7 separate regions of the Homo sapiens genome follow, and all the other regions are linked to region 1. A link is a contact called in ENCODE Hi-C or POLR2A ChIA-PET data. All regions are on one chromosome and are shown on one strand. Each heading gives the region's core, a stretch centred on a gene start or an enhancer-like site at or near the end of the contact. The rest is flanking DNA. Distances are from core to core; before and after follow the strand shown.

Evidence for each region. A loop is a pair of places that touch in the nucleus more often than their neighbours do. ChIA-PET counts read pairs that join two places held with the same protein, here RNA polymerase II (POLR2A). Pooled maps may share reads with other maps.
Region 2: a loop to region 1 is called in a pooled map, with 3 times the contacts of the local background. The contact joins the promoter of LINC01664 here to the enhancer-like site in region 1. A Hi-C loop is called at or near these places in 2 of 50 pooled maps. POLR2A ChIA-PET finds 5 or more read pairs at or near these places in 3 of 52 experiments (Caco-2, MCF 10A and WTC11).
Region 3: a loop to region 1 is called in a map with no recorded cell type, with 2.1 times the contacts of the local background. The contact joins two enhancer-like sites. A Hi-C loop is called at or near these places in 2 of 37 single-sample maps with no recorded cell type and 2 of 50 pooled maps.
Region 4: a pooled map shows a loop between it and region 1 (6-fold over the local background). The contact joins the promoter of HDHD5-AS1 here to the enhancer-like site in region 1. A Hi-C loop is called at or near these places in 1 of 37 single-sample maps with no recorded cell type and 4 of 50 pooled maps. POLR2A ChIA-PET finds 5 or more read pairs at or near these places in 3 of 52 experiments (CD8-positive, alpha-beta T cell, OCI-LY7 and WTC11).
Region 5: a loop to region 1 is called in a pooled map, with 6 times the contacts of the local background. The contact joins two enhancer-like sites. A Hi-C loop is called at or near these places in 1 of 37 single-sample maps with no recorded cell type and 2 of 50 pooled maps. POLR2A ChIA-PET finds 5 or more read pairs at or near these places in 1 of 52 experiments (Panc1).
Region 6: a pooled map shows a loop between it and region 1 (20-fold over the local background). The contact joins the promoter of ADA2 here to the enhancer-like site in region 1. A Hi-C loop is called at or near these places in 6 of 37 single-sample maps with no recorded cell type and 5 of 50 pooled maps. POLR2A ChIA-PET finds 5 or more read pairs at or near these places in 2 of 52 experiments (OCI-LY7 and activated T-cell).
Region 7: a pooled map shows a loop between it and region 1 (4-fold over the local background). The contact joins two enhancer-like sites. A Hi-C loop is called at or near these places in 3 of 50 pooled maps. POLR2A ChIA-PET finds 5 or more read pairs at or near these places in 2 of 52 experiments (OCI-LY7 and activated T-cell).

Annotation. Positions count from the first base shown.
Region 1 is chr22:17,592,570-17,596,956 of GRCh38, forward strand. It overlaps ATP6V1E1 (ATPase H+ transporting V1 subunit E1), which reads right to left. Exons shown (of 9, transcript NM_001696.4): 8 at 1,960-2,047; 9 at 1-167. The coding sequence ends at 105. Among named protein-coding and RNA genes, the nearest start is that of SLC25A18, 31 kb to the left of the region's middle. Within about 2 kb of position 2,187, at least 4 of the 41 ENCODE cell types and tissues checked have a DNase peak (open chromatin) inside an H3K27ac peak, as active enhancers do; they include OCI-LY7, where a contact is called at or near this core.
Region 2 is chr22:17,119,299-17,123,685 of GRCh38, forward strand. It overlaps LINC01664 (long intergenic non-protein coding RNA 1664), which reads left to right and starts at 2,297. Exons shown (of 4, transcript NR_103793.1): 1 at 2,297-2,741. It overlaps TMEM121B (transmembrane protein 121B), which reads right to left and starts at 2,062. Exons shown (of 1, transcript NM_031890.4): 1 at 1-2,062. The coding sequence starts at 1,829. The coding sequence ends at 93. RefSeq lists a silencer at 1,774-1,903 and an enhancer at 2,489-3,020.
Region 3 is chr22:18,047,858-18,052,244 of GRCh38, forward strand. No RefSeq gene overlaps it. Among named protein-coding and RNA genes, the nearest start is that of LINC01634, 21 kb to the left of the region's middle. Within about 2 kb of position 2,379, at least 2 of the 41 ENCODE cell types and tissues checked have a DNase peak (open chromatin) inside an H3K27ac peak, as active enhancers do.
Region 4 is chr22:17,156,941-17,161,327 of GRCh38, forward strand. HDHD5-AS1 (HDHD5 antisense RNA 1) reads left to right here and starts at 2,449. Exons shown (of 2, transcript NR_024483.1): 1 at 2,449-2,897. HDHD5 (haloacid dehalogenase like hydrolase domain containing 5) reads right to left here and starts at 2,337. Exons shown (of 8, transcript NM_033070.3): 1 at 2,186-2,337. The coding sequence starts at 2,311. RefSeq lists a silencer at 2,019-2,348.
Region 5 is chr22:17,962,790-17,967,176 of GRCh38, forward strand. The region is part of intron 1 of MICAL3 (microtubule associated monooxygenase, calponin and LIM domain containing 3); the gene reads right to left. Among named protein-coding and RNA genes, the nearest start is that of MIR648, 16 kb to the right of the region's middle. Within about 2 kb of position 2,007, at least 3 of the 41 ENCODE cell types and tissues checked have a DNase peak (open chromatin) inside an H3K27ac peak, as active enhancers do.
Region 6 is chr22:17,216,878-17,221,264 of GRCh38, forward strand. ADA2 (adenosine deaminase 2) reads right to left here and starts at 2,558. Exons shown (of 10, transcript NM_001282225.2): 1 at 2,479-2,558. RefSeq lists enhancers at 1,935-2,295, 2,136-2,205, 2,216-2,345.
Region 7 is chr22:17,235,018-17,239,404 of GRCh38, forward strand. No RefSeq gene overlaps it. Among named protein-coding and RNA genes, the nearest start is that of ADA2, 18 kb to the left of the region's middle. RefSeq lists enhancers at 1-313, 314-1,239, 2,367-2,416, 2,487-2,576. Within about 2 kb of position 2,079, at least 6 of the 41 ENCODE cell types and tissues checked have a DNase peak (open chromatin) inside an H3K27ac peak, as active enhancers do.

The DNA.
Region 1 (4,387 bases), core at 937-3,436:
GGGGCAGTGAAGAGGAAGCTACAGAGACATTCGTGTTTCTTCAAATATCAGAAGCTTCCACATCACAGCAGGAGAGCTGACGACGAGCTCCACCTCCTGAAGGCTTAGTCCAAAAACTTCCTGTTGGCATTTGCACCAAACAAGGCTCCCCGGACTTCTGGCATCATCTGTGGAGAGAAAGTGTAATAAATACGCAATGTCAGCTGAAGAAGTTGTAGAGCGCTGCACATCTTTTTTTTTTTTTTTTTTTTGAGACGGAGTCTCGCTCTGTCGCCCAGGCTGGAGTGCAGTGGCGCATCTCCGCTCATTGCAAGCTCACGCCATTCTCCTGCCTCAGCCTCCCAAGTAGATGGGACTACAGGTGCTTGCCACCATGCCTGGCTAATTTTTTTGTATTTTTAGTAGAGACGGGGTTTCACCATGTTAGCCGGGATGGTCTCGATCTCCTGACCTCGTGATCCACCCGCCTCGGCCTCCCACAGTGCTGGGATTACAGGCGTGAGCCACCAAGCCTGGCCAGAGTGCTGCACATCTTAACCACAGGTGGAAAGCCATGAACCTCTATGTGGCTGGGAAGGACTCACAAAGCCACGCACATCAAAGCCACCCTCTCCTTCCCTGAAGCAAGTAACACATTCCTTGGTGAGAAACTTAACTCATCCCAAATCTGGGGTTCAGACTGCTTACAAAAGGGACACATTAAAAAAAAACAAAACAAAAAAAAACCTAAAGTCACTACTATCTCAGACTTAACTCATCATAATCATCTCACCACAATATGCTGGGTCACCTACACTCTTTCTTCAACAAACATTTACTGAGTGCCTACTATGGCCACAGCAGCTGCAAAGAACACTTCCAATGCCAGCTTAGGCTGGAAGCACTTGCTACAGCCACTGATGAATCCTTAGGAGAACTTAACCCTGGACTTCCAAGGCTCGGCTGTCCAACAGGGCAGTCCTAGCTACAGATGGTTATTGTGTGCTGAGAAACTGAATTTTTCGGTTTAATTAAATATCCGTAAGTGAGTAGTGGCTATGATACTGGATGGGACAGTGGCTACTAGGAAACAATGTTCTGAGGTTTAAGTTACCAGAATATGAAAAAATCAAGGTGAAAGTGCTTTAGTTATAAGACAAGTATCTGCATAAACAGTAAACTGCATATCTAGGTCAGGGAATAACTAGGTTGGCAGCCACAGCAATAGACTCCCACTAGAAGTCTAGAAGATGCCCAGCATTTTAGAACAAATGGAATTTTCCTGGCTTGTTTCCTAGAGTTCCTGTGTACAAATCTGGAAACATCTGAAAAGCCAGCAGCTTTATGATAATTCCTTTAAATAAGTATTTGTGTCTGAGCACGGTGGCTCACACCTGTAATCCCAGCACTTTGGGAGGCCAAGGCGGGTGGATCACCTGAGGTCAGGAATTTGATAACAGCCTGGCCAACATGGTGAAACCCCGTCTCTACTAAAAATACAAAATTAGCCGGGTGTGGTGGCAGGTGCCTGTAATCCCAGCTACTCGGGAGGCTGAAGCAGGAGAATCGCTTGAACCTGGGAGGTGGAAGTTGCAGTGAGCCAAGACTGCACTCCAGCCTGCGCAAAAAAGAGTGAAACTCCATCTCAAAAAAGCAAAACAAAACAAAAAAACACAAGTATTTGCTTTAGTTCCCATCACTCCTGTTAGAGAAAGAACTTGTCAGCACCTTACATGTAGTAAAATGTACATATTCGAATCCTAGGTCAACAAAACACTTGTTCTGACCCCAAATTCACCCTCATGTAAATGTTACCACCTCAGCAAATGCTACTACATGCCCAATTCTCATTCTTTTTGAGAAAATGTCCAAAACTGGAAAGACAGCAACAAATCCCAAATACCAGTGAATGGACACGTGTTCTCTGTCCCACTTCAAAGTAACAGCAGACCAACTACCAAGAAGTACCCCCACACTCACCTGCTGGGCTATGAGATCCAGCCGGCTTTCCAGGGTGTTGGAAACCTTTATTTTACGATCTCCATTATAGATCTCAACTCCACCAGCTCTGCAAAAAAAAAAGCACAGGAAATAATCATTTTCAAAGACTTGAGAAAGATACATGGTACCCTTTACTCCCGCAGAGGAATGCCCTTGTCTTGGTGTGTAGACTGCGCAACCTAAGCAACAGGCTTGAAAGGAACTGAAAAAGCTTCTGAAGATGTAACGCACAGTTGGTTTCAGGAAACCCCAGTCCCCGCCTAGATGTCCATTATATGAAACAGCGTAGTATTTGCATACAACCATCACACATCCTCCCCTATATTGCAAATCATGTCTACAGCACTTAAAATAGCTAATACGATGTAAATGGTTGTTATACCGTAGTGTTTAGGGAGTGAAAAGAAAAAGTTGGTTGAATTCACAGGTGTGGACCCCAAAGATACAGAGAACTGACTGTATTCATCTCAATAACTGTCATTTACCAAGTGACACTATGTGTCAATTTGTTTTGTTTTTTTTGAGACTCGCTCTGTTGCCCAGGCAGGAGTGCAATGGTGCGATCTTGGCTCACTGCAACCTCTGCCTCCCGAGTTCAAGCAATTCTCCTGCGTCAGCCTCCCCAGTAGCTGGGATTACAGGCACCTGCCATCACGCCTGGCTAATTTTTGTATTGTTGTAGAGACGGGGTTTCACCATGTTGGCCAGGCTGGTCTTGAACTCCTGACCTCAGGTGATCCGCCCACCTCTGCCTCCACAAGTGTTGGGATTACAGGAGTGAGTCACCGCGCCCAGCCTGTGTCAATTTGATTTTATGTTACAAAACCTGTTTTAATTATCACAGCCAGCCCTCCCCAACAAAATGAAAAAGAGAGGATTTCATCTCAGTTTGCAAATCACTCAATCCTCATCTGAATGTTTTCTTAAGCCCAATCCTGCTCATTACTGATGAGGCCCTATCACGACTGCATGTGTGTCTGATAAAAGATGCCACTGCTGGCCGGGCGTGGTAGCTCACCCCTGTAATCCCAGCACTTTGGGAGGCCGAGGTGCTCCCAAACTCAAGTTTGAGGCCAGCCTGGCCAACATGGCGAAAGCCTGTCTCCACTAAAAATACAAAAATTAGCTGGGCATGGTGGGGCGTGCCTGTAGTCCCAGCTACTTGAGAGACTGAGGCAGGAGAATTGCTTGAACCCAGGAGGCAGAGGTTGCAGCAAGCCGAGATCACACCACTGCACTCCAGCTTGGGTGACAGAAAGAGACCCTTACTCAAAATACAACAACAACAACAAAAAAAGAGGCTGGGTGCGGTGGCTCACGCCTGTAATCCCAGCTCTTTGAGAGGCCGAGGTGGGCAGATCACGACATCAGGAGATTGAGACAATCCTGGCTAACAAGGTGAAACCCCGTCTCTACTAAAAATACAAAAAAAATTAGCGAGGCATGGTGGCGGGTGCCTGTAGTCCCAGCTAATCGGGAGGCTAAGGCAGGAGAATGGTGTGAACCTGGGAGGTGGAGCTTGCAGTGAGCCGAGGTCGTGCCACTGCACTCCAGCCTGGGTGAGAGTGAGACTCTGTCTCAAAAAATAAATAAATAAATAAATAAGATAAAAAATGCTATGAGGTTAGTGCTAATACGTCAATTTACAGATAAGGGAATCAGGGCTCACTACTATGGTTTGAGTCTGTTCCCTCAGAAACTAATGGTGAAATTTGATTCTCAATGTGGCAGTGTTGGGAGGTGGAGCATAGTAGGAGGTGTTCAGGGCTCAAGGGCAGATCCCGAGGCAATGAACTGTGGCGAGGGCCTGGATTCTAGCTCCGGCAGGACTCGACTGTGAGCAGAGGGTGGGCTGGTATGATAGGGAGTCTGGTTCCCTAGGCTCTCTGGCCTCCTCTCTCGCCATGTGGTCTCTATGCACACACCCACTCCCCTTCCACCTTCTGCCATGAGTGGAAGCAGCCTGAGGCCCTCACCAGATGCAGCTGTCCAATCTTGAACTTTCCAGCCATGAGAATCATGAACCAAATAAACCTCTTTTCTCCATGAATTACCCAGCCTCGGGTATTCTGTTATAGCAACACTAAATGGACGACACCACTCAATGAAACTGAATAAACGAGTCCAAGATTACCCAGGTAGTAAGTGGCAGAATCAGGAATCTAACCCAACTCTGACAGCATATCTTATGAGTTTATATACTTTTTCCATTTACAGAGCATTTTCACATGTACTATCTCATCTTTTTTTCTTCACTGCATGAAACAAAAAAGCAAAAAGCAATGATCCTATTTTACATATGATGAATTCAGTCTCCAGGTCCCATAGTAGCAAAAGGCCAAGATAGGACTCAAATCTAGGTCTTACATTCCTAAGTGTGATAATCAGCTAACTTCAAAATGTGTCC
Region 2 (4,387 bases), core at 1,047-3,546, 470 kb before region 1:
AATAGACCCTGATCAAATCTAGGTGACAGAAGGTAGAAGACAAGGGGGTTGGGGACTCTCAACCCAAAAACAAGGACCCGTGCCCTTCACCCTCAATTCTGAGAGGCCACAGCCAGGGTGTTGACATAGCCATGAGCACCCCCCTCGTTCTCCGAGATGCAGTGGCCCAGCTGGGAGCCTCCCTGAGGTGGTGGCGGAGGTGGTGGAGGGGCGGAGGGCGGAGCACCGTAGCCCCCTCTGGCCCGACTCGGGGAGGCCCGATTGCCCCGGTCCCAGCAGCCCTCCAGGGCCTCCAGGCCCCGGCAGCCGAGGAAGAAGAGGTTCTTGAGCATGAAGATGGAGAGGGGCTGCTGGTAGCTGACCACCAGGAGGCAGCGCAGCGCCAGCAAGGGCACGTCCACCAGGCAGCCGCCCAGCAGGCGCAGAAGGCGGCTGCAGCTGCCAGGCCCGGAGGCCTGGCCCCAGGATGCAGCCGCTGCGGCCGCGGCGTTGAGCTCGTAGAGCCAGAGCACCGGCGAGGCGAGGGTGAGGAAGTAGACGGCGATAAGCAGGTAGCGCAGGTGCGCGGGCAGCGGCACGCGGCCCTCCAGCATCAGCTCCACCAGCGTGAAGCTGTCGAGCAGGTCCAAGCACGTGCCCAGGAAGCATCCGGCCGCGCGGTGCCGCTGGGGCTGCAGCAGCAGGGGTCCTGCCGATCCCGGGGGCGCGCCCGCCTCGCTGATGGCCCGCACCAAGCTGTAGAGCAGGGGCACCGACAGCGCCATGGTGAGACGGAAGCCCGTGGTGCCGAAGGGCGCGCGTAGCTCGATGAGGTCTAGGATGGACGTGCCCAGGATCAGCACCACCTTGGGAGTGAAGGCGATGGAGTAGATAAGCCAGGCCAGGTAGGCGAAGGCGAACTCGCCCGCTGCCGCGGCCGCCCCCAGGCCGCCCCCCGCGCCGCCGGCGCCCCCGCGGGCTCCGCGTGCCTTGGCCCCAGCGGTAGCGGCCGAGGGGGCGGGCAGATGCAGGGGCGGCGCGGCGTGGTGGTGGTGCAGGTGGTGGTTGTGCGCGCCGCTGGCTGCGCCGCCCCGACGGCCCCGGCTGTTCTTGGCGAAGAAGATGGCCCAGCCCACCACCACCACCAGGTCAGTGGCGATCCAGGAGCACCAGTACAGGTCGGTGACGGCGATGAGGTACAGGTCCAGCAGGCCGCCCTGCGCCAGCAGCAGCACCACGGACAGCGCCTGGTAGCCCCAGCGGCACCTGGGACTGGGGGCGCAGCCGCGGCGCCGACCTCTGCGGCCGGGGCGGTCTGGGCAGCCGCAGCAGCAGCAACACGGGCAGCAGGAGGCGCCGCTGCCGGTCCCGGTGCCGCCCGCGCCCCCCGCCGAGCGGCTCCCGGGGCCCCCGACGGCCCCGGCCGCGGCGCCCCCGCCGAAGTCCGCGGCTGTCATGCTGCAGGAGGAGGTGGGCGTGGAGGTGGAGGAGGAGGTGGCCGCTGAGGAGGAGAAGGCGACAGGCGCGGGGCCGGCGGGGGCGCCCACCTGAGCCGGCGGCCCCAGGAGCGCGGCGTTGGGCACCAGCGGCTTGCTGACGCTGAGGCTCTCGTCGTCGTCCTCGCGCTCGGCGCCCGTGCTGCTGCTCGGGGAGCCGCCGCCCCCGCCGCGTCTGCCGCCGCCTCCCCCGCGGCTGGTGCTGGTGCTGGTGCTGCTGTCGCCGGAGCCTCTCCGGCCGCGGAAGGAGCCCCCGCGGAGGAAGAGGGGCTGCAGCCGGGCGGCTGCCGGGGGCGGCGGGAAGGAACCGGACGCGGAGGAGACCGAGCGAGGGTGGCCGAGCGCCGGGCGCATTGTCCTCCGAGGGGCTCTGGGGCCGCCCAGCTGTTCCCTCCCCGCCAACCCCGGGCGGGCGAGGCGGGCTAGGCGGCCGAGGGGAGCCGGGGCCCGCCGCCTCCCCAGCAGTGGGGACTCGCACCTGGGCCGGGCGGCGGCGAGATCCGGACTGGAGCCACTGGACTGGGCGAGCCGGGCCGGGCGGCAGGGAGAGGGGGCAGGCGGTGAACCGAGCGGACCGCGGTGAAGACAGGCGAGGCGGGGGCGGGGCGGGGCGGGGCGGGGAGCGAGTCCCGCCGGGAGGGAGGGAGGCTGGCGGCGGGGAAACCAGGACTGGATTCGAGGGGGAGAGGAAGCAGCGAGACCAGAGGAGGAGAAAGCGCGGCGCGCTGGATCAACGGGAAGAGAAGGGGCGGGGGTGCAGTGCGTCACAGTCGGGTCGGGAGCCCTGTGGCCTGGAGGAAGCGGGAGGAGGCGCGGGCAGCCGCCAGGGCGAGGCGACCCGGTGCGGGGGGACTCCCATGGAGCGCGGACTCCTAAGGAAGTCGCTGGGAATCCCACCGGCTGTACCGCAGGGCGTTAGTACCTAGATGGCTTCGGTGCCCCCAAGCGATGGGCTCAAGCTACAGGGCGGGCTTTGCACCTGGCCTTCTCAGCTCTGAGGCAGGCAGTGGGCAGCTTCGCCTCCACCCTCCGTCCAGCGCCCTTCCCATGGGGCCATCCGCCTCTCCCTAAGGCACTAAAAACCAGTGGAGGAGTCAGGCCATGTTGGCAAAAAGGGCTCGGGCAGCAGCCCCAGACCTATAGTCCTAAATATCCATGTACCCAGCCCTGGGGTCGCGAGCCATCTCAGGGACGACCCGATTCCAGCGGATGGAGAAGTTCCCTGAAAACACCTGCCTGGGAGGAGAGACGAGGGAACGAGATTGGGCAAGTGGCATCCGCCCAGCGGGCTTCTCAAAGGTTTTTAAAGCAGAATGGGACGTAATAGGAAGATGTGTCTAGCAGAGAGTAAAATAAAGGGGCATTTAGAGGTGTGGGCACCTGGATGAAAACAAAGGCTCCAAAGGGATGATGGTGAGGGTTACAGCCCACCACAGTAGACAGAGACACCAAGGAAGGAATGCAGTCAGTGGCCCTGCGTAGACAGTCTCAGGAGAGAGCACACCAGCTCACCCCAGGACTCATCCAAGGCTGGGGATGGATGTCGATGCAGCAACTCTGGAAGGCAGAAGGTAGAGTGCTGCCTTTAGGGGTTTAAGGGAGAAGGAAATGACTAGAGCAGTTGGGGCTCAAAAACAATCTGAGGTTCACCAATAATGGAAACATCCCATTCCCAGCCCCATGAAAACAAGGCAGAAAGCTTGCCTGCCCTATTGGCCTCTGCACCCTTGTGGGGCCTGTGGGCTCCCTGATTTCATGACCTTTGAAGCTGCTGCTGCGGGCTCATCTCCCCTAGGTAACAGCTTGCAGCGTGATAACACCATGCAGTGTGAGGGAGCTGTATGCAGTGGAGCCGCAGGGGTTAGTCAGGCCTCGCCCCTAAATCTGCCTCTTAAATAAGAGTCCGTTTCAGCCAAACCTGCCTTTTCCAGTTCCGTGGAGGTCAGTCTGCACAGCCAATCCCTGGTAAATATACAATTTAGAACCTGCACCATCTCCACCTCCCCCACACACACCACTTTTGGAAAGCTGGCATGGTGGTGAGGGCAGGAGCTCTGGGGCCGCCATCCCACCTGTGCCACTTAACACCTTTGTGGTCTTAGCCTGAATATTTCACCTCAGAATGTTGATCTGTAAACAGGACCCCACCCCAGCCGGGCGCGGTGGCTCACGCCTGTAATCCCAGCACTTTGGGAGGCCGAGGCGGGCGGATCACCTGAGGTCGGGAGTTTGAGACCAGCCTGACCAACATGGAGAAACCCCATCTCCACTAAAAGTACAAAACTAGCCGGGCATGGTGATAATCCCAGCAATTTGGGAGGCAGAGGCGGGCAGATCACCTGAGGTCAGGAGTTTGAGACCAGCCTGGCCAACACAGTGAAACTCCGCCTCTACTAATAATACGAAAATTAGCCAGGGGTGGTGGCACGCACCTGTAATCCCAGCTACTCGGGAGGCTGAGGCAGGAGAATCGCTTGAACCCGGGAGGCAGAGGTTGCAGTGAGCCAAGATTGTGCCATTGCACTCCTGCCTGGGCAACAAGAATAAAACTCCATCTCAAAAAAAAAAAAAAAAGGACCTCACTCCTACCTTAAGGGATTGTTGTGAGTATGAAGAGAGATCATGTGTGTAATCTCTCTTCGATGACAGAGCCAGTCCCTGGCTCAGAGTCCATGCTCAGTTAAAGGTCTCTGTGTTATCATCATTCCATTAGCCCATGCCTTAGCCTCCCAGGGAACATCGACTCATAGCAGGGGCCACCAATGGCTGTTTTCTGCCTGGACTCTTGAGTTCTGCTCCCCAGTAGCGTTGCACTTTGGTAAGTGCCCAGGAACAAAGCTGCCATGGTTAGGAGCACTGATTCTTGGAGCCGGTCTTCTCAGGCTCACAGTGTGAGACATTCAGGGTGCCAG
Region 3 (4,387 bases), core at 1,129-3,628, 460 kb after region 1:
TTCTTGCTACTGTTGGCTGGGCACAGTGGCTCATGCCTGTAATCTCAACACTTTGAGAAGCCAAGGATGGGAGACTGCTTGGAGCCAAGAGTTTAAGGCTAGCCTGGGCAACATGGCGAGACCCTATCTCTACAAAAAAAAAAAAAAAAAAAAAAAAAAAAAATTAGCCGGGCATGGTGGTAAGCCCTTGTAGTCCCAGCTACTCAGGAGGCTGACGTGGGAGGATCCCTTGAGAATGTGAGTTGGAGGCTGTAGATGAGCCTGATCGTGCCAGTGTACTCCAGCCTGGGTGACAGAGCCAGACCCTGTCTTAAACAAAAACAGAAAGAAAGCAGTGCTAATGGCACGTACATGATCCCAAATAGCCTCCTGGAATCTCACCCCACATCGTCCGGTGCTCCGGACGTTCTCTGTGTATGGAGTCACACCTCACGTTTTGTTAGGCAGAAGGTGCGGGTGTTATGAAACATAAGTAAGCTAATGAGAATAAACAAGAATCTTTTTCTCTAGGGCCTGAGAATATTTAAGGAACATAGCTCTAAAGTCCCCCCCTCATCTGCCAGTGCATTTAAGATTCCAGAAAGCAGAAGACCGATTCCGGACCACACAGGAAGCCCGACGCCCGACGAGAACGGGCACGGAGGCGCTGCCTGCGCGCAGCTGGTTTACATTCCCTTGCTGCCGCAGAATCACGCGGTGCCTCGAGCAACTCCTTTGACCCTCTTAGAACCCATTCCTTTTCCAAGGGGATTAGTTCCTTCCGTGCAAAGGCAGACAGAAACGCGTTCTGCCCCTGTCCATTTAGGGAGCTCGGCAAACACCACGTGCCGCTCGCTGCTGTGACGAGCGCCTTCCACCCAGTTATCTCTCCGCCCTCCGCGTTTTATCTGCCTCACAGTGCCTTTAACGGATTTCCTTTCCTGTTCCCCTCCTATTCCAAGTGCTTCAGGTGTTCAAGTAATCATAGCGATTTTAAAAGCCTCTCCTGTTTCTTGCCTGGGAAGTCAGATGGACCCACAGGAAGAATTCACCTCAAGGCTCAGGTGAAGACTGCGAGAAAGGTGGCACCTAGAGCAGAGAAGGATGGCAAATTGTGATTTTGACACGTGGCCTGAGCCACGGTTCTGATTCCTGGCGTGAAAACCCAAGGAGGCCTGAGGGGGCCTCAGCACTGGCTGTGCTTCCCTCATCTTTCCTTCTGTTTAATGAATCTACTCTGCAGAGAGCAGAGCAAAGGAGACCCATGGTCCTCGATGAGCCCATCTTTTTATTTATTTATTTATTTATTTTCCGGGACTGAGTCTCGCTCTGTTGCCCAGGCTGGAGTGCAGTGGCATGGTCTCAGCTCACTGCAACCTCCACTTCCCGGGTTCAAGCAATTCTCCTGCCTCAGCCTCCTGAGTAGCTGGGATTACAGGTGCCTGCCACCACACCCAGCTAATTTTTGTATTTTTAGTAGACACAGGGTTTCACCATGTTGTCCAGGCTGGTCTTGAACTCCTGACCTCAGGTGATCCGCCCACCTCAGCCTCCCAAAGTGCTGGGATTACAGGCTTGAGCCACTGCTCCCGGCTGAACCCATCTTTTAATTTTTTGAAATAGGGTCTCGCTGTGTCGCCTAGGCTGGAGTGCCATGGCGCAATCACAGCTCACTGCAGTCTCGATCTCCTGGGCTCAAGCAATCCTCCCACCTGTCTCCTGAATATCTGGGACTACAGGCGAGCGCAACCTTGCCTGGCTAATTTATTTTTTTTTTTGTATTTTTAGTAGAGACAGGGTTTCACCGTGTTAGCCAGGATGGTCTCAATCTCCTAACCTCATGATCCGCCCGCCTCGGCCTCCCAAAGTGCTGGGATTACAGGCGTGAGCCACCGCGCCCCGGCTTTTTTTGTTTTTTGTTTTTTTTTTAAGACAGAATCTCCCTCTGTCGCCCAGGCTGGAGTGCTGTGGTGCGATCTCGGCTCACTGCAACCTCCACCTCCCGGGTTCAAGTGATTCTCCTGCCTCAGCCTCCCAAGTAGCTGGGACTACAGGCACCCGCCACCATGCCTGGCTTTTTTTTTTTTTGTATTTCTAGTAGAGACAGGGTTTCACCATGTTGGCCAGGCTGGTCTTGAACTCCTGACCTCAAGTAATCCGCCTACCTCAGCCTCCCAAAGTGCTGGGATTACAGGCGAGAGCCACCGCGCCGTTTTTGCTTTTCTAGAGCATTATTAGAGAAGTTTTCCAAATGTTCATTGTTATCCTGAGTGGGCTGAGGGTAGCTGAGAGGGCAGTTAAGGGGTTGAGATGGGGGAGAATGGACTAGAAGAACCCTGTGCCCTAGAGAATCTAGAGAAGTGTCTGCACAATGGCAGGGAGCCATGGCTCCAGGGAAAGGCAGGCCGAGGACAGGACTTGAGTTGCCTTTTAGGGAAGCAGCCTTACCAGCAATTCCAGTTTGAAAAATTACTTTGCCAGCACAGATCAAGACTTGGCTCCTTCTGTCTGGAACAGTATGAGGACGACGTCTTTGGGGTTCTACCCTGCGTCTCCCCAGTCACTCCCTAGCCCATCATTTAAGGGAGGCAGTGGAGATTCTAGGACCCGTTTGCTGGGGTAGGTCCCAGAGGCCTCAGAGGAAGCCTGGCCTCACAGTTGGATAAGGCTGGTAAATATTAGCAACAAAACGGATTACTATGCTGTGCAAGGAACAGGAAGTCTATGCACCCGATTTTTAGGGGAGAGAGAGGTCAGGCTGGGTTTTGGTGCAAACTTTCTGGTTATCTTTCTGCCAGAATCTTCCCCAATGAGCTCTTCCCCACATGCACCGCGTGTGGCAATCCTGGGCAGAGGTAAAGCGATAAAGATGGTGGGAAACCTGCTGCTGCTTCAGGGAATCAGGCCCCCAGAGAAACAAACCGACAGGAGGCTTCTGTGCTAAAGCAGGTGAGGCTGCCCTGCTTGAGCACTGGGGTGGTCCTGGGCAGGAGTCATGGTGGAGATGGACAGGACACCCTGGGGACTGTAGGCTGCCTTGTTTCAGCAGCAGAAGGGTCTCTGTCCCTCTCTGAGGCCAAGTTTCTATGGGGACTCTTGGAACCATCTCTTCTCTGCTTACGTGGCTTCTCCCTTTTCTCTCCCAAAGTTTTAACCCCCAATCCTCTCTCTTGTTATTTGTAATTAAAAAGAAAAGATTGGCCAGGTGCAGTGGCTCACACCTGTAATCCCAGCGCTTTGGGAGGCCGAGGTGGGTGGATCACCTGAGGTCAGGAGTTCGAGACCAGCCTGGCCAACATGGCGAAACCCGTCTCTACTAAAAATACAAAAAAATTAGCTGGGTGTGGTGGCACACGCCTGTAATCCCAGCTACTCAGAGGCTGAGGGAGGAGAATTGCTTGAACCCTGGAGACGGAGGTTGCAGTGAGCTGATTGCACCACTGCATTCCAGCCTGGGTGACAAAGTGAGACGCCGGAAAAGAAAAGGAGAGGGGAGGGGAAGGGAGGGGAGGGGAGATTCCCTTAACGTTAATATTAATACCAGGCAGATGCGGCGGCTCATGCCTGTAACCCCAGCACTTTGGGAGGCCAAGGCAGGCAGACTGCTTGAGCTCAGGAGTTCGAGATCAGCTTGAACAATGCGGTGAAACCCCTCTACTAAAAAAACAGAAACAACAAAAACCAAAAAACCCCCAAAACCTGAGGTGGGAGGATCACCTGTACCTGGGGAGGTGGAGGCTGCAGTGAGCCACAATCATGCCACTGCATTCTAGGCTTGGCAAAAAAGCAAGACCCTGTCTCAAAAAAATTAAAAAAAATTAATATGAATAGCACTTACATTGTGCTGTGCAAGGAACTGTTTTAACCGCTTCACACATACTCATTTAATCTTCACATAACTCCTCTAAGGGAGTAGATGCTATGATATATTTTAAAGAAGAAGAAGCCTGGACATGGTGGCTCACACCTGTAATCTCAGCACTTTGGGAGGCCAAGACAGGCGGATCACTGGAGGTCAGGAGTTCAAGACCAGCCTAGCCAACATGGTGAAACCTCGTTTCTACTAAAAATGCAAAAAAAAAAAAAATTAGCTGGGCATGGTGGCGGGTGCCTGTAATCCCAGCTACTCGGGAGGCTGAGGCAGGACAATCGCTTGAACCCGGGAGGTGGAGGTTGCAGTGTGCTGAAATCGAACCACTGTACTCTAGCCTGGGTGAGAGAGGCTCTGTCTCAAAAAAGAAAAAAAGGGCCGGGCGCGGTGGTTCACTCCTGTAATCCCCAGCACTTTAGAAGGCAGAGGCGGGCGGATCCCGAGGTCAAGAGATCGAGACCATCCTGGTTAACACGGTGAAACCCCATCTCTACTAAAAATACAAAAAGTTAGCTGGGTGTGGTGGTGGGCGCCTGT
Region 4 (4,387 bases), core at 1,199-3,698, 440 kb before region 1:
GGTGGCAGGCGCCTGTAATCCCACGTACTTGGGAGGCTGAGGCAGGCGAATCACTTGAACCTGGGAGGCAGAGGTTGCAGTGGACCGAGATGGCGCCACTGCACTCCAGCCCGGGCAACAGAGCTAGACACCGTCTCACACACATACACACACACACACACACACACACACACAAAAGAAAAAAGCTATGGAACAATGATATAAATGAAGATATATTTAGTACAGCTGTACAATGTGTTGTGTTTTAAACTAAGTGCTATTACAAAAGAGTAAAAAATTTTAAAAATTAAAAACTTGGTAAAGCAAGAAAGTTAAACTAAGGTTAATTTTCTTTTTTTTTTTTTTTGATAAGAGTCAGGATCTGTTGCCCGGGCTGGAGTGCAATGGCCCGATCTCCGCTCACCGCAACCTCCCTCCCAGGTTCAAGGGCTTCTCCTGCCTCAGCCTCCCGAGTAGCTGGGATTACAAGTAATAGATCCATTACATAGATGGGGAAACTGAGCTTGGAAAGCTATGTAAATTGCCTTAAGTGAAGCCGCTAACAGACTGCACAGGATTCAATTCTAAAGCTCGTGCTCAAACTCTGTCATCCTGCATTCTTCTTTTTCTGCTCTACCGGAAGAGTCACTTGGAGACATTTCGGGACTCTGCAGAGATGCTAGAGCCAATACAACAGTTATAAATAAGGGCGATATTTCCTTATATTTATATCCTGACAGTTTGTAAGTCCTTTTATCAACATATTCTAATTTCAAACTTCCACCTTGGTCACGTCTAGCTATGTGACACTGGCCAAGTCACTCAGCTGCTTTGAACCTTAGCTGCTCCATATTTAAAAATCATAAAAATAATACAGCTGTTAAGAGCTTAGACTCTGGCACCAGACTACCTGAGTTCCAGATTCTGCCACTTACCAGCTGTGTGCCCTTGGGTAAGCTGCTTAACCTCTCTGTGCCTCTGCTCCATCTATAAAATGGGAAGACTAATAATAGTACTTTCCTCGGAGTTGTTATAAAGATTATACGAATAACTGTGAAGTACTTAGAATAGTGCCTGGCACAAAGTAAGCACTATGTGTTTTTTTCATGCAAGTAATTTGGCCGGGTGCACTGGCTCATGCCTGTAATCTCACCACTCTGGGAGGCCAAGATGTGAGGATCATCTGAGGTCAAAAGTTCGAGACCAGCCTGGCCAACATGGTGAAACCCTGTCTCTACTAAAAATACAAAAATTAGCCGGATGTGGTGGCGGGTGCCTGTAATCCCAGCTACTCGGGAGGCTGAGACAGAAGAATCGCTTGAACCCGGGAGGCGGAGGTTGCAGTGAGCAGAGATTGCGCCACTGCACTCCAACCTGGTGACAGAGATGCCGTCTAAAAAAAAAAAATGCAAGGATTACTGTGAAATCCGTATGTTAATGTAAAATATTACTTGTGCGTTTAGAAGACAAAGTGATTCCTTTTTCCAGAAAAGGCAAAACGGCCCAAGGGAGCGTGAGAGCCGTGGATCTGACCAACCTGGTTTAGTGTCCTGTGCCGTCTCCCAGCTGCAGGACCTGAGAAAACGTACTTGAAAACTCGTCAAGCTTCGGCTTCCTGACCACACAAGGTCACACCTTCTCAGAAGTTGCGGGGAGGCTCACACATCACTACCGCGCCGGGCACACAGCAGGCGCCGGCTCCAGCCCTCCTGCTCCCGCCCGCGGAGCCTCCAGCGCTCAGTCGAGGTCACAGCGAGCTGAACTGAACCCAAGGCCCGCACCAAACCCACAGGCACTTGGGGGCGGAGCACCCGCAGGCGCGGCTCCCGGCGCGCGGCCCAGTTTCCTCCACATGCAGATGAAAATCACGACCCAAACGTCCTCATGGTGGAAATCAGAAGACGCGCAGGGAAAACAGGGACGCGGAAACTGCCGGGAAGCGCAGGGGCTGACAAGCAGCCTGGCCCAGGCCGTCCCACGAGCGCTCTCCCGCGGGAGTAGCGTTTCCGAGGCCGCCAGCGAGTCAGAGGAAGGCAGGGCGCATCCGCCCTCCAGCAAGAACGCGATGCACTCGGGCGCGACGACGGTCCAGGCAGTTCCCAGGAGGCTGGGATACCAGCCCGGCCGCCCCTCCTTCCCCGCGGCTCCCCGCCCCGCCTCCGGCCCTGAGTGGCGAGTGGCTCGGCCAGAACCCGGACGTCCTCACCTGAGCGGGGCCCACAGCATAGCACCTGCGGGCGGGGCGGCCCTGGAGCCCCGCAGCCGCGCGCGCCGCCCGCCAGCAAAGCCCACGCGCCGCGCCGAGCGCAGCCACACAGCCCCACGCAGCCATCCGGCCGTCGCCGTGCGCACGTGCACGGCGTGCGGCCCCCCCCCCCCGCGAGTCCGTCCGCTGCACAGCCAATCAGCGGTCGGCGCGCGCGGCATCACGGGAGTTGTAGTCCTGTAAGCGCGCGGAGCCCGTCGGGCGCCTATGGAACTCGACCCGCAGGCCAAAGGGGCTCCGTTGCAAGGAAGAAGTGCGGGGTCCCGCCGCCTCCTAGACCGAGATCGCGGTGAGCTGGCCGCGGCGCACAATGGGCACGGCCTGGGCGGCGGCGTCCGTACTATCGCCCTGTGCCTGCGGATCCCGGTAACATTGCGCGGCAGGCCCCAGGCCGGCCTCCCTCAGCTTCGCGGACTGTCTGGGCCGGGGGTCTCAACCTTGACTTCAGGGCCGGGCCGCTGGGGCAGACCCTTAGTGATGTTCAGGTCCTCTGGGCCCCTGCCAGTCAAGGGACGCTCGTCGCGCGCCAATTGTTAAGTCTTTCATTGTTTCTGTAAACCTGCTGACGCCCTCCCAGCGCATAGGGAGACTGCGCACGTGAGTCCGCCCCCGCGCGCACTGCGGAGAGGTAGAGGCACGAATGTAGTACAAGGTACAAAATGACTACTCCAGAGAGGGCCAGATGACTAAGTCAGCAAACACTTAGGGAACACGACTGTGTCCGCTGCGCGTTTCCCGGAGTAGACACAAGGGTGAATGAACAAAGAATGGATTTCGGTCACTGAAAGTGGAGAGGTAGCCGACTCCGTCCGTGGAGGCCCTTAGCAGAGCTGGATCTGGTAGTCCCCCGGTCATGAGGGGAGATTCTGCTGGAGGAAAGAGGTCTCCATTCCCACCGTTTGAAATGTGTAGGATGCCCTCAGATTCTTTGGCCCATTCATAGGTATAGCTATGCTAAAAACGCGGGACCCTACAATGTACTTAGCACTAGCAGAGAGGGAGTCGAGGATATGGACAGAGACTGCACTAGCTCACACATTAGCAGGCCAGGGTGCGGTGGCTCACCCCTGTAATCCCAGAACTTTGGAAGGTCAAGGTGGGAGGAAAACTTGAGTCCAGGAGTTCCAGACCAGCCTGGGCAACATAGGGAGACCCCTTCTCTATTTTAAAAATAATAAAATAGGGCCGGGTGCGGTGGCTCACACCTGTAATCCCAGCACTTTGGGAGACTGAGGCGAGTGGATCAGGAGGTCAGGGGTTCAAGACCACCTAGCCAAGATGGTGAAACCCCGTCTCTGCTGAAAACTGCAAAAATTAGCCAGGCGCGGTGGCAGGCGCCTCAAGTCCCAGCTACTCGGGAGGCTGAGGCAGGAGAATCGCTTGAACCCAGGCAGCAGAAGTTGCAGTGAGCCGAGATTGCGCCAATGCACTCCAGCCTGGGTGACGGAGTGAGACTCCGTCTTGAAAAAAAAAAAAATAATAATAATAATAATAAAATGAAGAAGTAGTTAGCGGTGTCCTTTGGTCCTCAGCTTTGAAGGGCAAGATCTTAATTCAGTTCAACTACAGCTAATCAGAATTTGGAAGACTAATTCAAGTCAGTCAAACTCACAATAGCCCGACACTTAAACCCTGCCAGGGGACATAGCTCTCTAGGATTGCAATGTTCCTAATCCCTTCCTTCTATTAAACTACCTAGAAACTGATTTAGTCATTAGAAATTTCTTGGTATGATGGCTTTTAAACATGCCCACAGTTTTTTTTGACAATCGGCTCCTCAAAAGCATAGCCAGGCGCGGTGGCTCACACCTGTAATCCCAGCACTTTGGGAGGCCAAGTCAGGCGGATCATCTGAGATCAGGAGTTCAAGACCAGCCTGGCCAACATGGCGAAACCCGTCTCTACTAAAAATACAAAAATTAGCTCGTCATGCACCTGTAATCCCAGCTACTTGGGAAGCTGAGGCAGGAGAATCGCTTGAACCTGGGAGGTGGAGGTTGCAGTGAGCTGAGAGCGTGCCACTGTACTCGAGCCTGGGCAACAGAGTGAGACTCTATCTCAAAAAAAAAAAAAAAAGAAAGAAGAAAAAAAGGCCGGTCACAGTGGCTCATGCCTGTAATCCCAGCACTTTGGGAGGCCGAG
Region 5 (4,387 bases), core at 757-3,256, 370 kb after region 1:
TCCTGTGAAAGGGCAGGAAGGTGACAAACACTTGTTTTTCTGTAGGTGCCCAGGTTGGTTTTGAACTCCTGGCCTCAAGGGATCCTCCTGCCTTAGCCTCAGGAGCACACCACCATGCCCAGCTAAATTTTTTTTTAAAAAATTTTAGAGACAGGGTCTCACTATGTTGCCCAGGCAGTCACGAACTCCTACCTTCAAGCAATCTTCCTGCCTCAGCCTCCCAAAGTGCTGAGATTAGAGGTGTGAGCCACCACACCTAGCCAGCGAGAAACACTTCTATTCCAATCAATAATTTAACTTCAGCTACAACCTTCCTAGACACAGATTTACTTACTTATTTTTGAAACGGGTCTCACTCTGTCGCCCAGACTGTAGTGCAGTGGGGTGATCTCAGCTCGCTGCACCCGCCGCCTCCCAGGCTCAAGTGGTCCTCCCACCTCAGCCTCCCAAGTAGCTGGGACTACAGGCATGTGTCATCACGCCTGGCTAATTTCTGTATTTTTGTAGAGACAGGGTTTCAACATGTTGCCCAAGCTGGACACAGGATGTTTAAAGGAAGACTGTTAGGGACACCCATGGCGTGAGATGAAATGACAGCCATCTCCATTCTTTAATGACAATGATTTTGCTCCCCTTGCCTTCACATAAATGCGGGCTAAGGACCTGACAGTCCCTATCTCCCAAGCACTGACGCAGGAGAGCTGTGAACACGTGATGGGCCTCCGTCGCCGGTTCCTTACCCTGCCACGGCCAAGCGCCATCCTGCCTCCATGCAACCCCAAGGAGAGGAGGGCAGTGAGCATCTCTGACACCCCTTGGCACTGAGGTGAGACTCTTCCTGTGAGCCCGCACCCCATCAACGTGCTCCATAAGCCATAGGAGTCACCACAAACTTCGCAAGTGGATAATAGTCAGGCCTCACTGAAGACACAGCTACCCATGCTGATCCAGCCAGGAGGGTCGCTTCTGTGTCTCCTCCTACTCCACACCCACATGAATCCCACAGGCCGATCATTGCCTTGCAAGGTAAGATGCCCTGGTGCAGACAAGGAGCCGCTTTACCCATCAGGCTACCAGCTGAGGGTCAAATAGGCACAAGGTCGTGGGGACATATTTTAAGGACGTGGTCCCTACTCTTGCTGCATTTATAATACACAGTACAATCTGAGACCCTCGCAAATTTTGTAACACAATGGCAATAACAACCATTATTGGTTACCAACTAATTGGTACCATTAAGGTAATAACAGAGAGACTTCCTTCTGGGCCTTCCCCAAAGGCAGACAAAGGTTGGTTTGCTTCCTAATCTCAGTCTCCAGGACATTACAAACAAAGGATTCAAAATGGTGTTACTACTGGAGCTGGAATTCCGTGTTCTAACAAGAATGAAGAAAAGAGCCAATCAAGACCCAAAAAATCTGCCTCTCCTCAGCTCAAGAGGAAGAAGGCCAGCCTGCTGTTGCCCTCTGTCCCTGCATTCCACAGCACCAGGCTCTTCCCTCACATCCCTCTCCTCACATTCTTACCTTATATGATTGAGGCCAAATATGCAAAGCCCCGTCTCCCAGCCATGTACACAGTAGCTGCTGGCTGAGGACACTGCTGCCAACGCCACAGGCCCCAGCGAACAGCCCTGACTCTTATGTGATGATCTGCTTTTGGGTCCTGTCACTATCTGCGCACACAGCACACGTCCACATGTATCACTGACCAACCCTAACAGGGCAAGGGTGGGGATGTCAGAGATTAGCTCCACAGGACTTGGACCCTACGTGAAGATTAAAAATTTAAAATCAAACTCGGGCATTTCTGCCATCTGTAACCCACCTCCACACTAGAACCCTCTGACAGAAAGTTTCTGTGAGTAGGGAAATCTGGTCCACAAATAAGCTGTCCCTTTAAAGATCTGCAGCAACTTAAAACCAGCTGGTTTCTGGTACAAGCCAGTCCTCAGAAAGTAACTCTCACTTCAACTACAGAGGATAAGGTCCAATGATTTTGAGTTTTGTTTTAAAAAACAAAGCAAAACAAAAACCCCGAATTGCTCAGCTGGGACACTGGCTGGTTCAGGAGGGCTGGGGGTTTTCAGAAGCAGCAGCCGCATGGCACTGCTGACCGTAAGCGCACTGCTAAACTGAAGCGCGGTGGAGGTCTGGGAAAAGGGGAAAGCAAACACTCCAAAACAGAAACGCCATCGCTGAAAGGGCACAGAGCAGGTGCGGGCCTGCCCCCAGGTGTCTCCCACTCCCTGCGGTAGGAAGTCCTCTGACAGAGGGAGGAAACTGGGCCAAAGGAAATCCATGCATCCGCTGCTCTCCTTTCCCTCCTTCCCCTTCTATTTAAAAAGAAGAGAGTTTGAGACCAGCCTGGGCAACACAGTGAGACCCCGTCTCCAAAAAAAAAAAAAAAAAAAAGGAAGGGAACTATTTCTGTGCCTGAGAATGGCTGTGCTTGCGAGAGTCCTTCTGTATCAGAAAGCAATGACTTTTTACAGGATTGCAATAATACCCGGAACCCCTAAAAGACCCTGGAACTGGCACAAGGGTGCCTATAATTTCAATGCTTAAGAGAGGTCCTGAAGGCATGTCACTAACACAATGATTAGAGACCATTTCTTACCACACATCAGAGAGTCTTCATGCTTTGGTCTCCTACCTTAGAGAAAGCACTGACTCCATTCATCCCAAGGACTGAAATAATGGTGCTGATGAAGATGAGGCCCCCAGGAATAACTGCAGCTATAGTGTATTCATCACTTACTACTGATATACTGATTGTCACTGTGAGTTAAGTATTTAATACAGCGATCAGCCTCATGTGATAGACAAGAAAAAGGAGACAGAGAGGCTACGTAACTTGCCCCAAGTCACACAGTAAGAGCTGACACCTGATCCCAGGAAGCCTGGAACCGTGAACACTAAGTAGCCTCTCTACTGATATCTGCTATCATCTTAATCCAGAAACCACCCTGTAAGTAGTTATAATTATCTGCAAGTTACAGATAAGGGGGAAAATAGAATTAAGAAAGGTCAGATCACTTGTCCAACTAGTAAGCTATAAAGCCAGGAGTCAAAAATCCAGGTCTCCAACCTCCACATTCTATGCCTTTTCACTACACTGCACTCGAGGGTGGTCTGACCAACCACCACGGGACCAACCACCGTGGGACTTCCATGTAGACAGCTGTTCCCAGGACCAGAAGAAATAATACTGGGCCACAGGGCACACAGGCAATGAAGAGTCAACACACATGAACTAGAGAGGAGTCGGAGGTAACTCCATGCCATGCAGGATCTGCCATCTGCTGCCAGCTTCATCATTCTCAGACAGAACCCTCATCCTGCCACATCCTGCTTGACAACCACACACGTTTCCTTATCATCCACTGCTTCATGCCTCCCATCGAATTTCCAGTCCCTGACTCTGGCCACCCAGCTTCATCCCACTTTCCCTGAGATAACTGCCCTCCAAAGTGGCCCCACAGCCTGTGGGCACATTCCACTCCCTCGGGCCTGGGTGTGGTTCCCCACACCTGAGCGCTCCTCCTCCCCTCTCCAGCCTTATTCCAGAACCCCGCAGAAGACCTGCCTTCTTCACAAAGCCTCCATCTCTTCTCGTCCTTTCTGAGCCCCTCCACCTCCTCACTCCTCTGCAGTTCCAAACAATTCAATCCTTATTCATATCCAGACAGTACTGTTTGCATTGTTTCTGTTTCTCCAATGGAAAATTCCTCAGGGGAAGAACCATGACCAATCCTCAGGAGATGAGGGTAGCAGAGGGCTTCAGAGCACAGGCTTGGGAGTTGGACTGAGATTAATCCTGACTCTGCCACACACTTGGCTGTCCAATTCCTAGTTAACTCCCCTGCCAATGGTGATAAAGACAGTACCAACTGTCTAGGGTATTTCTAGGAAGTAAACGACAGAATGCATTTCTAAAGCATCTTCCATGATACCTGGCAAAAATGGTCCATGAGTAATTATTTCAATGATTATGTATCTGCCCCCAGTGTAGCCTGAGCCTTGCTAAATGTGCAGCTGGAACTCAGGAAGCAGCTGCAATTAATTGACAGAAAATTATTGGAGGTTAGGGTTATCTGTAAGAACTAGACAAAGGAAGAAAAGTAAGAGGGAATTCAAGAAAGTGAAATAGCAGATGGGAATGGGTAGTGGAACAGGGGAAATAGGATCCAAGGACTAAGTCAAATCTGTAAGTACTTCCTGGGCACCCATGTGTGCACACACTCCATGGGACTGATCAAGGGTAGGTGAGACAGAGGTTCCATGGACAAGGGCCACCATCCAGCTAAGCAGTCAACCAACACGTGCTGAAAGAACAGAACACCTGTGGCACAGATGCAAATGAACAGGATGGCCAGCATCCCTGG
Region 6 (4,387 bases), core at 1,308-3,807, 380 kb before region 1:
AGACATGCTTCAAACTGAGAAAGAAACCAAAACAAAACACACAGAGATAAGGAACTGAGAGGAAACAAAGCAACACAGGAAATAAAAGAAAAACCTGAAAGAACTGTAATTAACATCCTTAAAGACATAAAACATTGTGTGTGTAAAACAGGAACAGGAGGTGATTAAAAAAATGAGAATTAGAAAGAACTTTCAGAAATTAAAAACAGCAAAGCCGAATGTTTAAAAATTTACTAGCAATATTAAAAATGAAGTTAAAGAAAATATTTTTAAAAGTAAAGCAAAATAGGAGAAAAGAAAATGAGATGATTATTGGTTGAAGAAATCCAACACCCAAATAACAGACATTTCAGAAGGAAAAAGAAAAAAAAAACAGGTGAAGGAAATAAGCCAATAAGGAATACAAGAAATTGCCCCAGAACTGACAGTCTTTAGATTGAGTACCTTGCACAGCACAGTCAATCATTCTGTGGCCACACCAAGGTACAGCATCTTGGTATTTCAGAGCATTAGCATTAGAAAGGATTATCAAAACTTGCAGAGAGCAGCCAGTTCAGGGTGGCAACGAGCAGGGACTGAAGGAAGGAAATGTATTCAGCATCTCCTCACACAAGGCTCTATGCTGCTCCTTTACCTGGGTTATCTATTTGAATTACATTTAAGAAGGGGCAGTGGCTCATGCCTATAATCCCAGCACTTTGGGAGGCTGAGGTGGGCAGATCACTGGTGCCCAGGAGTTCGATACCAGCCTGGGCAACATAGCAAAACCAAAATACAAAAATTAGCCAGGCGTGGTGTATTGAACCTGTAGTCCCAGCTATTCATGAGGCTGAGGCATGAGAAGTTCTTGAACCTGGGAGGCGGAGGTTTCAGTGAGCCTAGATTGCACCACTGCACTCCAGCCTGGGTGACAGAGCAAGACTCTGTCTCAAAAATAAATACGTAAATAAAATTTTTAAAATGAAAATAAAACGATTGTTTCTCTACACTTGAAAGTATGATACAGCATACTGGAACATGTCAAGACTGTAAATTAGGAGACCTTAGGAACAGCCTCAAATTAGTATCATTCTAACTGTGCAACCTTGGGCAAATCACTAACGTCTCCAGATCTCAGTGTCCTCACCTACAAAAAAGGTAACTTGGACAAGATCAGTGGTTTTCCAAGTGCAGCATGAATATCATCAGTGGCATAAATACAATCTTAGGTGGCTCACAAATGGATAGGGGTTATGTTGACAGATAGGTAATTTTAAAACATGTATTAGCACATCAAACCCATGATATCGTAACTATTATTGTTTTTGTTGAAAAATTTTTAAGTTAAAGAAAAATATTAAGTAAATAGAGGTGCAAGGATATGACAAAAATGGAAAGTTTGCTACTCATTAAATCATTTTAATATCCAAGATTCTTCCCAGCTCAGTTATTCTGTAGTACATCAGATAGCAAAGAAAATTTTAAGAAGGAACTAGTATCAGCAATATGCAGTTATGGCAGAAGCTGTACCCCCAAAATCAGAGTGCTGGACGTCAGCAGAACCCCTTTAACTTCATTAAGTCCTTGACTCTCTTTTTTGACCACGGTGTTTGCCTGCTACTAAAATCTCTAGGGCAGGAGCACGGTGACTTCTATGTCACCATCCCACCTACCCCATGCCACATTCTCCATCAACAGCCCCGCCCCTTGTCCCTGTCTCCCTGGTGACACATAACAAAGGCCATCAAGCTCCCAAATCTTCAACTCCATCCTCTCCAAGAAGGACCCCAAAAGCATTTGTGTCCCAGCAACTGTGAACTTTTCCAGGCTGCCAGACAGAAGTTTATCTAATGGTGGTCAAGACCTGCCTGGTTGAATACTAGTAAAAACAATCCTTATTCACAATTTATTGCTATATCTACTTCATCTTCTCTCCTCCACAAGATTTTCCTTTTACTTTTAAAAGAGGATGCATGAAAACTTCATAAAGTAGTTTGCTTCCAGACTAAGAAGAAAGGAGGCTGGGTGTGGTGGCTCTGCCTGTGATCCCAGCCCTTTGGAAGGCCGAGGCAGGCAGATCACCTGACGTCAGTCGTTCAAGACCAGCCTGGCCAACACGGTGAAACCCCGTCTCTACTAAAAATACAAAAATTAGCCGGGCGTGGTGGTGGGTGCCTGTAATCACAGCTATTAGGGAGGCTGAGGCACAAGAATGGCTTGAACTCGAGAGGCAGAAGTTGCAGAGAGCCGAGATCGTGCCACCACACTCCAGCCTGGTGACAGTGGAGTAGGCCACATGCATCTGTGGTCCTGAGTAAATGCCCTTGGGCCCATTTTCAAAAGCCTGTTGGGAGAAAGCCTGTTACTCCTCCACTGAGAGTCTCAGACCCAGCTCAGATGGAGACAGGGAGAGGTGCAGGTGGATCAAGCCCAAGCTCCGGACTTCCCAGCTACCTCCTGAACCTCATCATCCCACAGCTCCCAAAGGACCCCAGTTACCTCGGAACAGCTCCAGAAACTGAGGGCTGTTTGCTCAGCGCCCCAGCATCTGTGCAGAGCACCGGAAAAGCTCACCAACTGTTTCACTTCCTGTTGGGGTAGGTTTTATTTCCCTCCAGTGTGCACCAGGGATCCAACTAGAGGCCGGGGAGAGGGGCTCTGCAGTGCTGAGGCAGCCAGAGTGGCAAGTGTGTGGCTTACATGCATGCTTGCTGTGTGCATCTGAGTTTGATGTGGGGGGCTTGTGCGCATGTTCATGTGGGTGTTTGTGTGTTCGTGTGTGTTTCGGTTTATGTGCATGTGGGGTTTGTTTTTTTTTTTTTTTTTTTTTTTTTGTAGACAGAGTTTCACTCTTGTTGCCCAAGCTGGAGTGCAATGGCGCAATCTCAGCTCACTGCAGCCTCCGCCTCCCGGGTTCAAGCAGTTCTCCTGCCTCAGCCTCCCGAGTAGCTGGGATTGCAGGCGTGCGCCACCATGCCCCACTGATTTTTTGTATTTTTAGTAGAAATGGGGTTTCACCATGTTGGTCAGGCTGCTCTCGAACTCCTGACCTCAGGTGATCCGCCCACCTCGGCCTCCCAAAGTGCTGGAATTACAGGCGTGAGCCACCATGCCCGGCCGCATGTGGGTTTATTTGTGTTGGAGGGAGGGTGTGTGTGTGTTTGTGTGTACTGTGTCTTTGAAAGGTCCACAGCATGTTGGTTTTGGAAACAAGCACCGCAAAGAGGCACTCCAAAATCTGTTCATGAACTCTGGGAAGTTCTCCTTCCTCAAAATGTGATTGTGGACTGTGGGGCAACCCATTAGACAGAGAGTAAAAAGTAGCTATAATAAAATATATGTTTTAGGGGGGAAATCAGGGATGCGGGGACAGGACAGTAGAGGGGGCAGGAGGTAGGAGACAAGAGCTGGGGTGTGAAGAGGACCAGCAAGAACAACGCTCCAAGGGACAAGTGGAGCAGACAAGGCTCCTGTACCCAGGACGGTCAGAGTCAGACCTCGCTTTGTAGCTGGCCTTAGCACTGTAGCAGTGGGGCCTCGACCAAGTTGTTTCAACTCTCTATACTTCAGTTTCCTCATCTGAAAATGTGGATAATAAAAGCACCCACCACAGAGGGTCCATTGTCAGAATTAAAGGAAAAACACATGCAAAGTACCTGCCACATAGAAAGCTCTTGATAAATATTAGCCATGACTATTCTTAGAAGTAACTATTGGGATGCCTCATCCAAGCCAATTAGAAATGCAGACATGGGAGGCTACACCAGGGACCTCCATGTCACATGCATGGTCTAAAGACTCGATTGCACCCCACTCCTCCCCAGTCCCACTCAAATCTACCCCCAAGACCCCAAATCTACCCCCAAAAGCCCACGGCAGTTTCAGTTCTGCAGCTCCCATACATCTGGAGCCTTGATGCTCCTTTTTGTCATTTTCTCCAAAAAGTACCAAGGTCATTCATTTAATAAACAGGAAGAAATCCCAAAGTGAAAACACAGAGGGGTCAGGGATTCCCTCATCAAGAGTTCAAGACTAGGCTGGGCTCAGTGGTGCATGCCTGTAATCCCAGCACTTTGGGAGGCCGAGGCAGGTGGATCACAATGGAAGGGGTTCGAGACCAGCCCCTACTAAAATACAAAAATTAGGTGTGGTGGTGCGCACCTGTAATCCCAGCTACTTGGGAGGCTGAGGCAGGAGAATTGCTTGAACCCTGGAGGTGGAGGTTGCAGTGAGCTGAGATTGCACCATTGCACTCCAGTCTGGATGACAGAGTGAGATTTTGTCTCAAAAAAAAAAAAAAGAGTTTAACACTAATTTTTTGAAAGTTAGAGGAAGCAGAATGCACCGCAAGTAATAAGGAGAAACAAGATTGATTCCAGCGCCGCACAAAGGGAAACCACCAATTCTG
Region 7 (4,387 bases), core at 829-3,328, 360 kb before region 1:
AATCGACCAAAGACCCCCCCTGATATTTCCCCAGCTTCTTGGCCAAGCAGGGGATGAGGTCAGGGTCTGTCTCTGTGGGACGAAGATTAAGGACTGGGGTCTGTGCATGCCTGTGCGTATGGCCCTTGCCACCCCCATTCAACCAAGAACATCAATTTGCATCTGAAACTGTTCTATAGGTATGCCAGAGCAGCCTCCTAGGCGGCATCTCTTCACCCCCAGCGCAAATGGTGAGATTTGGGTGACTCCATCCCCCAAACACAGAACCTGGCGAGGTCTGTGTTAAAATGTAAATTCAGGAGTCATAAATATTTTTAAAGTTGTAATACAAGAAACAGATTGTCCGGGGGCCAAAAGGATGACCTTTTACATGCAAATGAAAATAATGGATCTTTAAACGCAGTTATTGTCAGGATGATGAGCTGACTAAGACTGGAGGAAAAGAGGCCTCCTGGGTGGGCGCCAGCGTGGGATAAAGAAAAGACAACCAGAGCAGAGATGAAAAAGACCGAAAGGGGATGCAAGCACCCAGGAGAGTGGACTGAGAAGTTCTAGGGGCAAGCCGGCGTGCAGAAAGAGGACCAGATTCCTGGGGTCAGTAACTAAGGATGACAATGGAGGACCCCAAGGGGCCCTCTGGGACAAAAATAGGACTGGGATGCACTATCTCAGAAACTGGATGCAGGAGCTCAAGGAAAACACCTTAGCACCGGGGTTTCCATGTCCCCAGCACTTCTCACGCTCAGTGTTTTAACTCTCATTTCCAGACAATGTAATAACATAGCGGGTACTGGGGGTGTGGTCCCTGTCCTCATGACGTTTACAAACAGAACATGAATAAATGATGGATTAAATAAATTACATGGAAATACATTTAGGATATGGAAGGAAAGGAACAACACAGGAGGGAGACCCAACCCAGGGCAGGGGGTGCAGGATTGTTTCCCACCAGAAATGACATTCACAAAGGATGGATAGGAGTTGGCCAGCAGGAGAAGCAGACTTTCAGGCCCAGGGAGAAAGTGTGTTCAAAGGTCCTGAGGTGAAAAGCTTAAGAAACTGAAAGAGGGATGGGGGGATAGCAAAGAAAAGTGGTGTGCTGGGCATGGTAGCTCACACCTACAACCCCAGCACTTTGGGAGGCCCAGGCAGGAGGATCACGTGAGGACTGGAGTTTAAGACCAGGCTGGGCACCACAGGGAGACCACATCTCTACAAACAAATTAAAAAATTAGCCAGGCATGGTGGCACGCATCTATAGTCCCAGGTACTCCCAGCTACTCAGGAGGCTGAGGTGGGAGGATCCCTTGAGCCCAGGAGTTCAAGGCTGTGGGGAGCCATGATCGCACACTGCACTACAGCCTGGGTGACAGAGTGAGACCCCATCTCAAAAAAAAAAAAAAAAAAGGAAAGTGAGTAAAGAATATGCGATGCCAAGTGAGAAGTGACAGCTCATATTAACCCCCATCTGGAAGCTCTGCTCCATCTGATGCAGAGAGAATAGAAAGAAATCCGTCCCAGTGGATTGAAACAGCTCCTTTTTTTTTTTTTTTTTGAGAGGGAGTTTCACTCATTGCCCAGGCTGGAGTGCGATGGCGTGATCTTAGCTCACCGCAACCTCCGCCTCCCAGCTTTAAGCGATTCTCCTGCCTCAGCCTCCTAAGTAGCTGGGATTACAGGCATGCTCCACCACATCCAGCTAATTTTGTATTTTTAGTAGAGACGGGGTTTCTCCATGTTGGTCAGGCTGGTCTCAAACTCCCGACCTCAGGCGATCCGCCCCCCTTTGGCCTCCCAAAGTGCTGGAATTTCAGGTGTGAGCCACCACGCCCGGCCAGAAATAGCTCTTAAATCTATTTTATTGTTTATTAAAGCCATGGTTTGTGCTTTCCTGGTCTTCCCAGAGTTCTAGGCCCTGCCTTGGCTTCTCAGTTTGCTTCTCCCCAGCCCCTGAACCCAGCCTGGGGGACAGCCCTGGTTCTCTGGATGGATGGATGTCTGTCTGCTGATGAATGTGCAGTCACTGCCCACTGTGAGTTTTTTGCAGTGGTGATAGAAGGCTTGGAGGGGTGGGTACTTATCCCCAGTCAGTCATCAGAGAGCCCTTCAGGAGACGTCACTCATTTCTGTCTCATAATGAAACTGAAAGTTGAGACCTCTACGGAATAAAATAGGAAGGACAGAAAACTTCTGGTCCTGGGGCTGAGGTTGGGTGGTGGGGAGGGGGCAGGAAATTGGCTGCAGCCAAGACCCTTATTGTGCATGCCTTGAGAGGCCAAGCCCTGCAGTCAGCTGAGCTTGCTATTTTAGGTGAGGAGATCAGCCTTCAGAATCAGCTTATGAATCTTCAGACACCTGACGACAACCCAGAAAACAGGAGAGGAGGAGGGACTGGCCAGGGAGCCGGAGGCCTCCAAAGGGCCAAAGGAAAGGGCCCTTGTGGGCAAGAGCATAAACACCACCCAGAAGATGAGCGGGGATGACAGTTCAGGCCCCGCAAGAGGAATGTCCTCTGGTCAGAGTGTCAAGGCCGGTGGGTGCAGGGGCTTGGGGCCGAGTGGCAGCTTGCCCATCTGGTGGCTGCACCTGACAGGCACCGTTCACATGGACTGGGTTGGTGTGCACTGGGGCTGACCAGTGTCCTACAGAAAAGCTGAGAATGCTTTGGCAGCACTGAGACAACATTTAGGTTCGGCAATGACACAGATTCACAGATTTAAGCAAAAGCCTCCATTTTGTGGGCCATCAAACTGCCCATGGACAAGTTGTGTACCCACAAGAGACTGTTACCACCCCAACTTGCCTCTAGCCTTAGAGATGTTAGAGTAAAAAACAAAAATCAGTGGTCACATGTAAGCAATGTGTGTGTATGAAGTTAGCACAGGTGGCTACAGAGTGTATGGCAGAATATCAGGAATAGACCAATAGTCTGTGAATAAGAGGCCGGTTAAGTAAATTACGGTACCCATGTACCGAGTCCTATGTTTTATAAAGATAGATGAAGAACTTTTTCTATGCACTATAAAAAAACCTTCGCCGGGCACGGTGGCTCACACCTGTAATCCCAGCACTTTGGGAGGCCAAGGCGGGTGGATCACGAGGTCAGGAGTTCGAGACCAGCCTGGCCAACAGTGAAACCTCGTCTCTACTAAAAATATAAAAATTAGCCGGGCATGGTGACAGGCGCCTGTAGTCCCAGCTACTACTGGGGAGGCTGAGGCAAGAGAATTGCTTGAACCCAGGAGGCAGAGATTGCAGTGAGCTGAAATTGTGCCCCTGCACTCCAGCCTGGGCCACAGAGCAAGACTCTGTCTCCAAAAAAAAAAAAAAAAAAAAAAAGGCGGCCGGGCGCGGTGGCTCGTGCCTGTAATCCCAGCACTTTGGGAGGCCGAGGCGGGTGGATCACCTGAGGTCTGGAGTGCGAGACCAGCCTGAGCAACATGGTAAAACCCCATCTCTACTAAAAATACAAAAAAATAGCCAGGCGTGGTGGCAGACGCCTGTAACCCCAGCTACTTGGGAGGCTGAGGCAGGAGAATCACTTGAACCCTGGGGGGGCGGAGGTTACGGTGAGCCGAGATTGCGCCATTGCACTCCAGCCTGGGCAACAAGAGTGAAACTCCATCTCAAAAAAAAAAAAAAAAAAATAGTAGACACCGGGTTTCACCATGTTGGCCAGGCTGGTCTCCAACCCCTGACTTCAGGTAATCCACTCGCCTCAGCCTCCCAAAGTGCTGAATTACAGGTGTAAGCCACCGCGCCTGGCCTTAATTTTATTTATTCATTTATGTATTGTTTTTGTAGAGGTGGGATTTCACCATGTTACTGGTCTCGAACTCCTGGGCTCAAGCGATCCGCCTGCCTCTGCCTCCCAAACTGCTGGGATTACAGGCATGAGCCACCGCATCTAGGCTATTCATGGCTATGTTTTCAAAAAAGAAACTCTGGAAGGATACACAAGAGACTAATACAAGTGGCAAGCTGTTCAGATGGGTGAAGAATCAGGCAGAAAGGACAGGGAGTTGGAATAAGACTTCACTGTCATCACTTAGATGGTATTCTCATTTTTTTTTCAACCGTGTTACCTATTTGTGACAGGCAGAATATCTTCCTAAAGATCTCCGTGCCCTAATCCTGAAAATATGTTGTATTATATACAGCACAGAGAACTTTGTAGATCTAATTAAGGTCATGGACCTTTAAATGAGGAGATTAGCCGGAATTATCCAGGTGAACCCAATCTAATCCCATGATCCCTTAAAAGCACAGAGCTGTATATGGCTGGAGCCTGAGAGATTCAACATAAAAAGCCAGAGATTTGAAGGGTGGGAGGGACTCACGGCTGACAGAAAGCATGTCAGGGAGAGCAGGCACCCTCCAGGAGCAG